2 separate regions of the Homo sapiens genome follow, and region 1 is linked to region 2. Evidence: chromatin contacts called from ENCODE Hi-C or POLR2A ChIA-PET data. All regions are on one chromosome and are shown on one strand. Each heading gives the region's core, a stretch centred on a gene start or an enhancer-like site at or near the end of the contact. The rest is flanking DNA. Distances are from core to core; before and after follow the strand shown.

Region 1 (7,028 bases), core at 1,528-4,027, 250 kb before region 2:
GTGGCTCACGCCTGTAATCCCAAAACTTTCGGAGGCCGAGGCAGGTGGATCACTTGAGGTCAGGAGTTCGAGACCAGCCTGACCAACATGGTGAAACCCTGTCTTTACTAAAAATACAAAAAAAAATTAGCTGGGTATGGTGGCGGGTGTCTGTAATCCCAGCTATTCGGGAGGCTGAGGCAAGACAATCGCTTGAACCTGGGAGGTGGAGGTTGCTGTGAGCTGAGATTGCACTACTGCACTCCAGCCTAGGCGACAAAGCTAGACTCTGTCTCAAACAAAACAAAACAAAACAAAACAGAAAGAAATTTCTTCCACCAGATACCCTAAATCATCTCTCTTAAGTTCAAAGTTCCACAAATCTCTAGGGCAGGGGCAAAATGCCACCAGTCTCCTTGCTAAAACATAACAAGAGTTGCCTTTGCTCCAGTTCCCAACAAGTTCCTCATCTCCATCTGAGACCAACTCAGCCTGGATTTTATTGTTCATATCACAATCAGATTTTGGATAAAGCCATTCAACAAGTCTCTAGGGAGTTTCAAACTTTCCCACATTTTCCTGTCTTCTTCTGAGCCCTTCAAACTGTTCCAATCTCTGCCTGTTACCCAGTTCCAAAGTCGCTTCCACATTTTCGGGTATCTTTTCAGTAACACCCCACTCTACTGGTACCAATCTACTGTATTAGTCCATTTTCATGCTGCTGATAAAGACATACCCGAGACTGGGAAGAAAAAGAGGCTTAATTGGACTTATAGTCCCACATGGCTGGGGAGGCCTCAGAATCATGATGGAAGGCGAAAAGCACTTCTTACATGGCAGCAGCAAGAGAAAATGAGGAAGAAGGAAAAGCAGAAACCCCTGATAAACCCATCAGATCTCGTTAGACTTATTCACTATCACGGGAATAGCATGGGAAAGACTGACCCTCGTGATTCAATTACCTCCCCTGGGTTCCTCCCACAACATGTGGGAATTCTGGGAGATACAATTCAAGTTGAGATCTGGGTGGGGACACAGCCAAATCATATCACTTGACCTGGTGAGATGTAATATTCATTATTCCCTGTTGTAATCCAGCACAGAAGTAATGCCTGATACACACACAGCAGACACTCAAAAATATTATTGAATAAACAAGTGAGTGAATAAATCTCTGTACTTATCATAATCATTCAGATGTTAAATTCTATTCCAGTTGCCTAAGTAGGAATGAATGTACAACTAACACTGGTAGAAACAGAGAAAGTCTGAATTATGCAGCATTAATCTAACAAGTACAGTGAACTACTGTATTATTGCTTGTTTGCTCGTGTTTACATTTTCTTCACAAAAATATAATTTTTGTTTTACAACTGTGTGGTAAATTAGGATATGGCTTATTCTGTGACCAGCTCATTCATCATCTCTTCCAATGTCATTATGGTGTGACTTTCTGAAATGCAGAGACTGAAAAGTTAAACTACGTTTCCCAGGTTCCTTTACTGTTAGAGTTCTAAATGAGACTTAGGTTCCTTCAAACAAATGCATTCACATGGGACCTGAAAAGGAACTGGGCTCCTAATAATTCCCTCATACAGTATATGGTAATTTCCCCTACCTGCAGACTCACCTTCCCCTACCCACAATCTATATGGTTCCAGGAGAGAGTTTTAGGAATCCATCTTTCTGGTCCCAATGGTCATAGAGCTGTTTGGTCTGGACCTGGAAGTGCAAGTGATGGCTCCCTAATTTGGCAGGAGCTTCCTGAAGTGGAAGAGGTGGCATGATTTCAGAAAGTTGGTGGCTACTGGGTGTTAATCCCTGATTCAGCTGGTAGTTTACTATTCTTAGTGGGAGCAGCAGCTTCCTTTACAGCTCAGCTCTAGAGTGTGGCTTTGAGAGTTGTTTCTGGAAGACTGGCCTACAGTTTCTCCAGCCCATCTAATCATACTGTAAGCCATTTAATATCTTGCATTACATCCATTTCTTTTTTTTTTTTTTTTTTGAGACGGAATTTTGCTCTTTTTGCCCAGGCTGGAGTGCAATGATGTGATCTCGGCTCACTGCAACCTCCACCTCCTGGGGTTCAAGTGATTCTCCTGCCTCAGCCTCCCAAGTAGCTGGGATTACAGGTGCCCACCACCATGCCCAGCTAATTTGTTGTATTTTTAGTAGAGATGGGGTTTCACTATGTTGGCCAGGCTGGTCTCGAACTCCTGACCTCAGGCGATCCACCCACCTTGGCCTCCTAAAGTGTTGAAATTACAGGCGTGAGCCACTGTGCCCGGCCACAATAAATCCATTTCTGTACAAAGGAGTAGTAATTTTTTTTTCCCTCTGCCACTGAAACCTAACCCAAAGCAAGGGACTAGGAGGTCCTGTACAACTGACATGATTTATTACTATGTAGATTATTAGAATACAGATGTAATTTAATATTTATGAAATTTCACATATTCTATTGTCAGGGCCATCCAGCTTCAAACAAAAATATATGCTCCTGCAACATTCTACAAATTGATTTTTCAAAAAATCCTACCAAATTTAAATTCTATTGAAGTATTCTTTTATTGTTTTCTAGTGCCATTAGGACTGTGGTTTGCATGCAACAGAATTATACTAGATTTAAGCAAAAGAAAAATGAATTTATATAAGGATACAGGTCATCTCATGAAACTCCAGGGCTAGGAAGTGGTAGAACCTCAGGAATAACCTGGAGCCAAGGATTGCAGTGCTAAAGAGAACTTAGGAAGCCCTCTTGCCAGCTCTCACTCTTTCTCTCTCCTTCATTCTTTCTCATTACTAACTGTAAGGAATACGGCTGTGCTTTGGTCAAAAATAGGCCAAGGTAAACATCCAGAGTGACTCAGCGAGTTTAGAGTGCAGGCGTATAACTCCACTTGTTATCACAGCCATGTAGCCATAACATGGGAAGGCCATTCCTTGACTCTAAGCCACTATTGTCTGTAAAAGGTATAATTGCCCTGATAACACTGTACAGGCATGCTGGAGCCAAGAGAAAGAGAAAGAGAGTCAAAGCTGTCCATCTTTGCAGACAGACAGAGGGGAGCCAGGACACAGCTTGGCTTGCTTGTGCCCAGAGAGAGTTTAGCTGCTGACCCTGAAGGCAAGGGAGAGCCAGCCACGCAGCTGTGTGTGGGAGCCGCCGGACTAAGCAGCCAAGACAGGGCGGACAGTGTGAGAGAGCTGTTGATGAGAGCTGCTGCTGAATAAAATCATCTTTCACCTGCTTATGGCCCCCCTGGGTGTTCTTTCTGCTCATCCACCCACTCCCCTCATACCCCAGCATGACAATTGGCGTAGTTGTGAACTTGACACTAGTGTTCTCTGTATCCTAATCCACTGGCTTAAAAAAAAAAAAAAGCCTCTAGGCCAGACGTGGTGGCTCACACCTGTAATCCCAGCACTTTAGAAGGCTGAGGCAGGCAGATCACTTGAGCCCAGGAGTTAGAGACCAGCCTGGACAACATGGTGAGATCCCTGTCTCTACAAAAAATACAAAAATTAGCTGGGCGTGGTGGCATACACCTGTGGTCCCAGCTACTCAGGAGGCTGATGTGGGAAAATTGCTGGAGCCCAGGGGATCGAGGCTGCAGTGAGCTGTGATCATGCCACTGCACTCCAGCCTGGGTGACAGAGCAAGACCAAATCTCAAAAATAAATAAATAAACCAAAATAAAAGGATAGACAGGTAGACTGAGGCAGAAATCTCCCAGACTCAATTCCAGAGTGTTGAGGAAAGTCCATGAGTAACCAGCTTCAGTCTGGTGCCTAGTTCAGCCAAGCTGCACAACTCTAAAGGGTGCCATTCATCTAAACCTCTAAAGGATGCCATTCTATGAAATAGTGCCCCTGGTGCATATTTTACAGAAGGGAATGTGAATGATGCCCCTTTGGCACCAATCAGCTGGAGTCTGGAGTCCGAGTTCCATACAGGAACTTGGCAATGGGTGCTGTGTTCCTGGAACCATATAGATTGTGGGTAGGGGAAGGTGGATTTGTAGATAAGGGAAATTACCATATACTGTACAATTATTAGGAGCTCAGGAGACAAGTTCATGGATGTGTATTACAAGAATGGTATACTGATTTTAAATATATTAGACCAGGAAGAGACAAATTATGGCCCACAGGCCAGATCCAGTCTGCCCCTTGTTTTTGGAAACATGGTTTCATTAGAACACAACCATGCTCAGTTATTTGTATATTGTCAATGGCCTCATTTGTTCTAGAATGGCAGAGTTGAGCAGTTGCAACAGAGATTATACAGTTCACAAAGACTACAATATTTACTACCTGGTTCCTTACAGGAAAATGTTGATCCTTTGCCTAGATCCTTGATGCCCAAAAGGAGGTCCACAAGCCTGCAGTCTCAGCATCACCTCGGAGCTTCTCAGGCCTTCACCTGGAACTACTAAATCAGAACTTGCATTTAAATAAGATCCCCAGGTGATTCAGAGGCACATTAAAGTCTGAGAAGCACCATGTGAAACTTATCAGTGGGCGCAAGCAATACTATTGAAATATTCATTCACAAACCCTTTTTAGCCTATGGGACACGATGCAATACCCCAGCATATTAGATTAGTGTGCCACTATCCCTGGATTTGATGTAGTGATTTTTTTTTCTGACTACGTCAAGGCAGAGTGTCATTACCATCAGCACAAATTCTTACCAAACATCTGCCTGGACAAAAGGATATCTGGCTACAATTTGTTAGGTACCTACTTATTCATTCAATTATAACAGATATTTATTGAGGGCATACTCTGTGCTAGGCATTGGACCACAATAATGAACAAATTGGCACAATTCCAGCCTTCATGTTGTTGTGGAGCTTTCATGTATCATCTTATCTATTTCTTTTTAAAAGCTTTTAGGTGGATATATTAATCTCCATGAGGAAACTGAGGTGCAGAGAGGCTAAATGACTTGCTCAAAGTCATACAGCCGGTGAGTGGCGGAGGTGAAAATTGAACATAAGATGTAAGTCTTTCTGACACCACAGTTTATGTTTTCTCCTATGCAGCAGTTTCATGCGTTCTCCTATTGCAGTGCCAAAGAGAACTTAAGCGTGATTCTAGGAGATTGTAATCTGAAAGAGATCTACATCCAGAGAACCAGTGTTTTCTAGATAAGAAATGGTCTCCCACTTGCCAGATATAGCCAAGATGATACTGCGTGATTGGGGCAGGTTGAAAACTGGAGAAGCCCAGCTCCTTTCCCAAGACCTTCTCTTCAGAAGCCACACACCTGCTACCTTTATCTGTGAGAGAGACAGATGCCTCTGATTCAGTTACTCCTTCCAGACACTTGGAATGAGAGATGCACCTGAGGCCCTGGGTAGGACAGGAAATGCACTCTCTTAGGGAGAAAAGGGGTTGGGGTTAGTGCTTCTTCCTCCAAGAAACTCAGAGTGAATTCCATTCACTGGGGTCACCTTACCTTTCTAGCTCTCCTTCCCACCTGTTCTACACACCCCTTCAACTTACCCAGCCCTTCTTCCTTGTCTTGCTTCTTAATCATTCCATTGTACTTTCTTGAACGTTCATTCTGAGAACTACAAGTATACCTCTCCTAGATAGTTATGTCCTCAAACTGGAGAAGAGAAATGAAACAGGCAGAGGGAGGTGGGGAGAGGGATGGAGAGACGAGGGCACAAGTGAATGATGGAGAAAGATATTGGGCTGGACCCAGGTAGTGAGGAAGGAGGAAGAGGTTGAACACATGGCTGGTTGAGGGAAGAAGGAAGAGCAGGAATGACAGGCATGGAGCAGGATGCTCTCTGATGGAGCATGAGGAAAAGGATGGCACCGAGAAGCTAGCAGCGATGGGCCAAAAACAACAGCAACATCATCATTCCCATCCCCATCTCTATCTCTATAATAGTGACCATATGAAGTAAGTACTGTAACTACCTCCATTTTATAGTTAAGGCAACTGAAAAATAGAAGGATTAGGTAAATTGTTTCTGATCACATGACTGTAATGACAGAGTCAAGATGAAGACAGAGGCAGGCTGGCTTCAAAATCCATGCTCTTATCTACCATCCTGTCCTGTCTCGCAAAGGCACAATGTTGAAAACAATAGGACATATTTCCCTTTAGATATCCGTGGCCCAGAATTGACCTGTTTGTGTTCATTTCAAGCAAGGCATTTTTTTATTTTTTATTTTTTTGAAACAGAATCTCACTCGTTTGCGCAGGCTGGAGTGCAGTGGTGCCATCTTGGCTCACTGCAACCTCTGCCTCCCAGGTTCAAGCGATTCCCCTGCTCACCACTACACCCGGCTAATTTTTGTACTTTAGTAGAGTTGTGGTTTCACCATGTTGGCCAGGTTGGTCTTGAACTCCTGATCTCTAGTGATCTGCCTGCCTCAGCCTCCCAAAGTGCTGGGATTACAGGTGTGAGTGACTGTGCCCAGCTGCATTTTATTAATAAGCAGAAATGGATTAATAATTACCCCAGTTCATCTATACCCCTTAAAAGCACCTAACATAATTAAACAATTTTAAAAAGGCAAACTGTCAGAATTAATATATAAATCTAACAAATTATTGGATTTTTTTTCCCTAGCTGATTTCTGGTTTGAACTGGGGACAAAGTTATTCTCACTTTGTCACAACCTTTATGTGTCCTGATTTTAGCACCTGTAAATAGTACTCACCCTATGGGTAGTATAGGGTTTCTTGGGAGGTAATGATTTATCAGTTAAAATGTAAGAAGAACTTTAAACAATTCAGCCCATTTAGCAGGCATTCGGTGAGCAGTTGTGGTGTGTTGGGAGCAAGGGGGACAAATAACAGGGCATCAGCTTTGAACTATTCAAAGTGAGCCAGTCAGACCTGGAGTTAGGAAGGCTCCAGGACAGTATGACAGAGGCTGGCGAGGAGCTGGAGCAAAGGGAGTATAGCGGAGGTAGCAAGAGCTGTGCCTGGGGCTTGAGAGAAGGCTTTGCTGAAGCTGCACAAGACCTCTGTCTTAGAGTTCATCTAAACAGACTGAGATAACGCGATAAGCACAAGT
Region 2 (6,947 bases), core at 110-2,609:
TCACCTCCATGCCCAGTGCCTGGAGGGGGAGAAAACATCTGGGTTCCCAAAATGGAATCCAGGAGGAAAGGTTCTGTTCAGCTCATTCCAGGAGGAAGGAAAAGGAGAATAAAACTCTGCCAAACTCCATTTCTTTCAACCTTAGTTTTTCCCTCGATCCAGTTAGGATAAGTGCTTATTGTAAACCTTGACTGGACTGATAGAAGGATTTTCAAGGCGTCCTTGGATTATATTCTAGGATCAGGTTTGAGTGGGTACCTGGGGTACAACAAGGATGTCGGAGAAAATGATGGCAGCATCCAGAGGGAAGCGACGCAGTGGCTGTAGGAAACAGGAGACAGGTTGCTAGGTGGCAGACTGAAGGCATAAATCTTTCCCTCTTTTGTGGACCCCTCACCTGCAGAGTCAGTTCACAGCAGGCCTCAGGAGAGCGACACGTGCTGAAAAAGTCCTGGGCAGCCCGGGTTTCCCTAAACTCTGCATACAGAGGGAAGACAGGGCTCAGCCTTGAGGCCCTCCAGAGCCCTCCCCTGCCCCTCGAAAACTTTTCTCCCTCCGGAGTTTTATCTAGATTTCCAGACCCTGACTCTTACCTGGTAAGTAACGGCCTGCCTGGCGCATGCACCAAACGGGAGTGTAGTCTGTTTCCTCTCCCCAGGCTGCTCGCAGGAATGTGTCATTCTTCAGCTCCGGAAAACCCTGAGGTCTGGCGATCAGGTGGGGGTGGGGGTAGGTGTCAGTATGCTACGCTGGAGGCTGGGGAAAGCGCGGGTTCATAAGGCCGATTCAGTCCAGGACCGCTATCTACCTCCTCCAGGCCAGCTCCCAAACCCTGGCTTTCCGCCCGTTCCGCCTCCTCTCTGCCTATCAGGTGGTGCACAAACTCCAGAAGGGCCCGCCCTGGGGCCTCTTCCCTCCACTTAGTCTCTACTCTTCCAAGCTCGAAGCAACCAGAGGGACTGGGGGGAGGGAATGAAGGCCCACTAAGGATAGTTTGGGGGTCTTCGAACTAGTGAGCCTCAGAAACGGGAATGTCACTGGGCTGGTTCAGGGGCTGAGAAATACCCAGGCTGGGGGATAAAGAGGGATCAGAGTTGATGGTCCCAGAATAGAGATCCTGGTTGGAAATCCTGAGGCATCCCTTGAATTAAGGCCCTGGGATGAACATCTCAAAAATCCATGGTTTTAGGATTCAGGATCCCAGCTAACGGAGTTCAGGTTGGGAGGTCTCCAGGGTGGGGAAAGGGGAGTAGAGGGATAGAGTCCTGAGTTGGAAGACTCAAATTAGAAGCCCGGCTAGCCACACCGCGTGCTCTGGAGAACTCACCCCAACCCATTCGCTTCCATGGTCAGCTGTCTGTAACTGCGAGCTCAATCCACAATTTAACCTGAATCTGAGCCTGCCCCCCAGTCCAGGCTCCGCCCCTTTCTGTAGGGAACCAAGAGCGTCGCCATGTTGAAGATCACATGATCGGACTCCAGCGACAGCTCCAGGGCTGCCCTGGCTGCTGCCCGTAGGACCCCTACCTTTTTTCACCGTAAAGTTTGCTGTAGCGACGCAACAACAAAGGCCCAAAAGAAAACTCCGCTGTAAATGTATCTTACGGTGACATGAGGAATTTGTTCTCATCTGACAGTCTGGGTATCCGGAGGCTTGGCGCAAGTCCCACTCATGATACCAACAGTCTTATCCAGCCAGGTCCATACTATAGCCTGGACCTATAGTAGGTGCAGAGGTTAGCTCTGCTCAAGACAGCCCCAGCCTTTAAGGAGCTACAAGACTGGGGAAACAGAAATCAGCAATCACATTAAAATGAATAATGATCTCCAGTGTCCTTGGGATTAGGAGTGACAAACAGAATCAACCCTAATGACTCAAGACTCCTGTCAGTGGCAGGGGAAGGGGCCATTGTCTCAAACACTTTAATCACACCACCCATAGGATAGGGAGTCCAGCAGATTCGCTGGGAGTGGGAGGAAAAACAGCAGGCCGAAGAACCAGAAAAATGACTGTTGGCAATGACCCAGGCTAGCTAGAATGGTGACTTGAATGAGGGTAGTAGCAGTAGAGATAAAATGGTAGTCACAAGGAAATGGAGAGAGGGAGATTGATCAGGTAGCAATCACCAATCTTGGGTTTGGTCGGCTGGGTTAGGGTGGCACAGAGATAAGTAATATGGTTGAGTGTGGGAGTACACAGTCCAATACAGTGAGAGCTGGGGTGCGCTTAGTCCAGAACATACGGCAAAGGCTGGCCAAAGGCGGGGAAGGGCGTGGTGGGAAGCTCTGTCCGCGGTCGCGCCAGCTGTTCCCCGGGCAGGGTCGCCTCTAGGTGCTCACCTCCGCCACTTCGCCATGGCGGGTCCTGGCCCGGGCGCGGTGCTGGAGTCCCCCCGGCAGCTGCTGGGCCGCGTGCGCTTCTTGGCAGAGGCAGCGCGGAGCCTCCGCGCCGGGCGGCCGCTGCCAGCAGCGCTGGCTTTCGTGCCGCGAGAGGTGCTCTACAAGCTTTACAAGGACCCAGCGGGACCGTCGCGCGTGCTTCTGCCGGTGTGGGAGGCAGAGGGCCTGGGGCTGCGTGTGGGCGCCGCAGGCCCAGCCCCCGGTACCGGCTCCGGGCCCCTCCGCGCCGCCCGCGACAGCATTGAGCTCCGGCGCGGCGCCTGCGTGCGCACCACGGGCGAGGAGCTGTGCAATGGCCACGGGCTCTGGGTGAAGCTGACAAAGGTGCGCTCTTCCCTGCCCAGGACCCGGTAAAAGACCCCTGGGGCCAGAGAAACCTCTGGCTGTTTGCCTTTTCTCCCCTGTATTGAGTTGGCATTGCGTTCGGCGCCCTTTGCCCTGGGCTGGGCACGACAGGCGGCTGGGCAGTTCCCTGACGGCTGTCCCCATCCTACGCGTCCCGGCAGGAGCAGCTGGCAGAGCACCTGGGCGACTGCGGGCTGCAGGAAGGCTGGCTGCTGGTGTGCCGCCCGGCGGAGGGCGGAGCCCGCCTGGTACCCATCGACACTCCCAACCACCTCCAGCGGCAGCAGCAGCTCTTTGGCGTGGATTATCGGCCGGTGCTCAGGTACTGCACTTGAAGGAGCGGGGCTGGCTGTCAGAAGGCCGGGCCAGGAGGGCTTGGGAACACTTCAGCCACAGCCTGGGGTGGGTGGGATACTGGAGCGGAGGCAGGGTTAAGAGCAGAAAGGGGCGGGACGTGAAGGGGGCTCGGAGGGAGACTGGGAGATAGAGCCCTGAAGAAGGCTACACGGCATGGAGGTAGTGTCTTGCTGACCGCTGATGTCTCCCCATCCCACTCCCTACTCTGTGCCCACAGGTGGGAACAGGTGGTGGACCTGACATACTCACATCGCCTGGGATCGAGACCTCAGCCGGCAGAGGCATACGCAGAAGCTGTACAAAGGCTACTGTGAGTGAGCTGGAATGGGGTGGGGAGGAAGGAGCTCTGCGTCTGGGCCCAGTCTAATTAGGGGCTTGGGGTTGCTTAGCTATGTACCCCCGACATGGACCTACGAGTGCGACGAGGACCTGATCCACTTCTTGTATGACCACCTGGGCAAGGAGGATGAGAACCTGGGTAGCGTGAAGCAGTATGTGGAGAGCATAGACGTTTCCTCCTACACGGTGGGTGCTGGGGCTCCTCCCACCCCAGGCAAGATATAGTCACACCCCTCAAGGCTAGATCCAGAAAGAACCCCCACCTGCAGGCCAGGACTAAAACAGGGTCCCCACAGGCCACACTCAGTTCAGCTCCCCATCTTGGACGTCTATAGGACCCCTTACATACCCAGCGGCCCCCTATCCCATACCAGTTGCCTGTTAGCCCAACTTCACTATGCTTTCTCTCTGGTGCTCCTGGCCCAGAGCACAAGCCCAGTGCAGGGAGGGAGGGTAACTGCTGACTTCACGTCTCTGCCCCTCCCCAGGAGGAGTTCAACGTGTCCTGCCTGACAGACAGCAATGCCGATACCTACTGGGAGAGCGATGGGTCCCAGTGCCAACACTGGGTACGGCTTACTATGAAGAAGGGCACCATTGTCAAGTAAGTAGGCTCTGGGCAGGACAGGGTGGGTGGGCTATGTCCCTGTGGGTTCACAAAGACTCATATTCACACTCTGACCCTTCAGGAAGCTGCTACTCACAGTGGATACCACAGATGACAACTTTATGCCAAAGCGGGTGGTGGTCTATGGGGGTGAAGGGGACAACCTGAAGAAGCTGAGTGACGTGAGCATTGACGAGTGAGCACGCTGGCCTGGGGAGGGAAGTAGGGCATGTTCCAAGCCTAGCCCAGCTTGAAAGCCTAAGTTTGAGTGAGACTCCAGCAGTCTCTGAAGGCCTGAGGCAGGAGGTATCTGAAGTGCTTCACACTCATCTCCTCAGGACCCTCATCGGGGATGTCTGTGTCCTGGAGGACATGACCGTCCACCTCCCGATCATCGAGATCCGCATCGTGGAGTGCCGAGGTGAGGTTTAAGGCTATAAGGAGGGAAAGAGAGCCCGGCGTGGAGATGGGGGCAAACAGAGAGTGTGTGTGGAGAGAAGAGGATGGGCTTGGAGTTGGGGTGAAGGCGATGCTGAACTAACTCCAGGATTTGGAGCTTTGGGGCCTGAGCCAGCTGGGACATGCCAGGTATAGGCCTGCCTTAAAGCCATACAGGTGGTTGGGCTCACCTGGAAGAGGAACTGAGTTGGGACCCTCAGGCATCCCAGCATTCTAGTGGAAGACAGAGGAATCAGCAGGAATAGATCAATCAGAATCAGGTGATAGAAGGTGATCCCGAAGGTCCCGAGTTTCTAGGGGCTAACGGTGACACAAGGCTGAGCGTTCAAGGAGCCGGTCCCAGGTCTGAGGGCCAAGGAGGCAGCAGGTGCTGTAAATGACCTTACTCTGACCCCTTCCCCCAGATGATGGGATTGATGTTCGTCTCCGAGGGGTCAAGATCAAGTCATCTAGACAGCGGGAACTAGGGTTGAATGCAGACCTGTTCCAGCCAACTAGTCTGGTGCGATATCCACGCCTAGAAGGCACCGACCCTGAAGTACTGTACCGCAGAGCTGTCCTCCTGCAGAGGTGGCTGTGGTCCTGGACCTATGGGCCCTTCCCTTCCCCCAACATTGAGCCTTGTGTGTCTGCATGGAGGAGGTTCCCAAGGTCTCATAGTATAAGCTGTTCAAGGGTCAGAGAAGCCCCCAGGTCCTGCCTTTTCCTGTCCCTTTATGTTGGGGAGTTGGGGGTGTTACAGGTATGCTAAACTCTTTAGCTGCAGTCTATCTACCCATGCCAGATTCATCAAGATCCTCGATAGTGTCCTGCACCACCTGGTACCTGCCTGGGACCACACACTGGGCACCTTCAGTGAGATTAAGGTGAGCCGACCCAGCCAGTGCTGGTCTTGGCATTTCCCCTTCCTGCTCACGTAGTTGTTCATTCCTTAGCAGAGTTCCTAAAATCTACTCTAGGGCAAGACCTTTGCTGGGTCTGGGAACATAGGAAGAAAGCCAGAACAAATGGTCCAAATTTAGTGTTTGGGAGGCTGTTCCCCAGCCTCCTTGGTATTCCAGAGTGTGTGGAATACCCAAGGGCTATTGACAGCACAGGCAGGGCAGTTTGCGTGAAAGGTACATACAGGGAGTTACCAGCAGCTCAAGATGTCTTGAGAAAAGTGTGCCAGTAGGTGTGAGTATGACAGAGGGATGAGGGTGGAAGGATGTGGGCAGGAGACAGGTCCTGGTTGCAGAGGGCCCTGTGGGCCAGGCTGTGAAGCAAGGACTTTGTCCCAGGGTAGTGGAGCTGTTGGAAAGGTAAGGAAGGTAATGACAGTATTAGATTTTTTTGTTTTAGAAAGCTCTCCCTGGTGGCTGAACTAAGGAGGGGACTGGAGACAAAGACAGGGATGGACTAGACTTGAACTGAAACGGTGGAATTGGATACAGGCAGAGGGGAAAGTTCCAGGGCCTGGACGGAGGCTGACTGCCCACTCATTCCTGCTCTGGCCACCTCTCCTCACTAGCAAGTGAAGCAGTTCCTACTGCTGTCCCGCCAGCGGCCAGGCCTGGTGGCTCAGTGCCTGCGTGACTCTGAGAGCAGCAAGCCCAGCTTCATGCCACGCCTATACATCAACCGCCGTCTTGCCATGGAACACCGTGCCTGCCCCTCTCGAGACCCTGCCTGCAAGAATGCAGTCTTCACCCAGGTCTGCACCACCTAGGGTCCGACTGAGATAGGATCAGTCAAGGGCCAAGGGGGCTAGGCCAAGAGGGACCTGAACAAGTTCTTGGGGCAAGTATAGGGCCAGGTCTTGCTTTCCTATGACTCCTTTCCTCCTTGCCTCCAGGTATATGAAGGCCTCAAGCCCTCTGACAAATATGAAAAGCCCCTGGACTACAGGTATGGCATGAGAGTGAGGGACTTACTCGGGACACCTGTTTGTGCACACAAACACACACAAACACACACACACACACACACACACACACACAACTGCTCGAGGCACCCCTCGCCATGACTGCTTTTCCCAGGTGGTCTCTGAGCTGATGAATTGTGCTGCACCTGGCCCCACATAATGACAAATCTGCCCACGTTTTTTGCAGGTGGCCCATGCGCTATGACCAGTGGTGGGAGTGTAAATTTATTGCAGAAGGCATCATTGACCAAGGTGAGGCCCTGAGGGAGGATCTCAAGGGTCCTGCTTGCTGCCCTATCAAAGTGGTAGAGGCTTTTCACCAGCTAATGATGATGGGGGACCTATTCATTACCCCATTATGGGAGCTGGGCTCTTGAGTGCCCAGCTGAGGGCATCTGTCATTTCAGGGGGTGGTTTCCGGGACAGCCTGGCAGATATGTCAGAAGAGCTGTGCCCTAGCTCAGCGGATACCCCCGTGCCCCTGCCCTTCTTTGTACGCACAGCCAACCAGGTAATCTCCGTTTCCATCTCTGCAAA

Evidence for each region. Hi-C counts contacts between places; a loop is a spot of excess contacts on that map. ChIA-PET counts read pairs that join two places held with the same protein, here RNA polymerase II (POLR2A).
Region 1: POLR2A ChIA-PET joins it to region 2 with 10 read pairs in K562. The contact joins the enhancer-like site here to the promoter of UROD in region 2. A Hi-C loop is called at or near these places in 1 of 168 maps with a recorded cell type or tissue (GM23248). POLR2A ChIA-PET finds 5 or more read pairs at or near these places in 5 of 52 experiments (GM12878, HepG2, K562 and 2 more).

The regions. Positions count from the first base shown.
Region 1 is chr1:45,262,345-45,269,372 of GRCh38, reverse strand. No RefSeq gene overlaps it. Among named protein-coding and RNA genes, the nearest start is that of LINC01144, 38 kb to the left of the region's middle. Within about 2 kb of position 2,777, at least 19 of the 41 ENCODE cell types and tissues checked have a DNase peak (open chromatin) inside an H3K27ac peak, as active enhancers do.
Region 2 is chr1:45,006,666-45,013,612 of GRCh38, reverse strand. It overlaps UROD (uroporphyrinogen decarboxylase), which reads right to left and starts at 1,359. Exons shown (of 10, transcript NM_000374.5): 1 at 1,328-1,359; 2 at 594-706; 3 at 398-477; 4 at 259-321; 5 at 1-19. The coding sequence starts at 1,347. HECTD3 (HECT domain E3 ubiquitin protein ligase 3) reads left to right here and starts at 2,289. Exons shown (of 21, transcript NM_024602.6): 1 at 2,289-2,724; 2 at 2,907-3,067; 3 at 3,320-3,412; 4 at 3,492-3,627; 5 at 3,930-4,045; 6 at 4,131-4,244; 7 at 4,387-4,469; 8 at 4,912-5,077; 9 at 5,292-5,373; 10 at 6,018-6,200; 11 at 6,342-6,394; 12 at 6,598-6,662; 13 at 6,818-6,921. The coding sequence starts at 2,356. RefSeq lists enhancers at 1,263-1,392, 1,433-1,482 and silencers at 2,243-2,372, 2,453-2,622.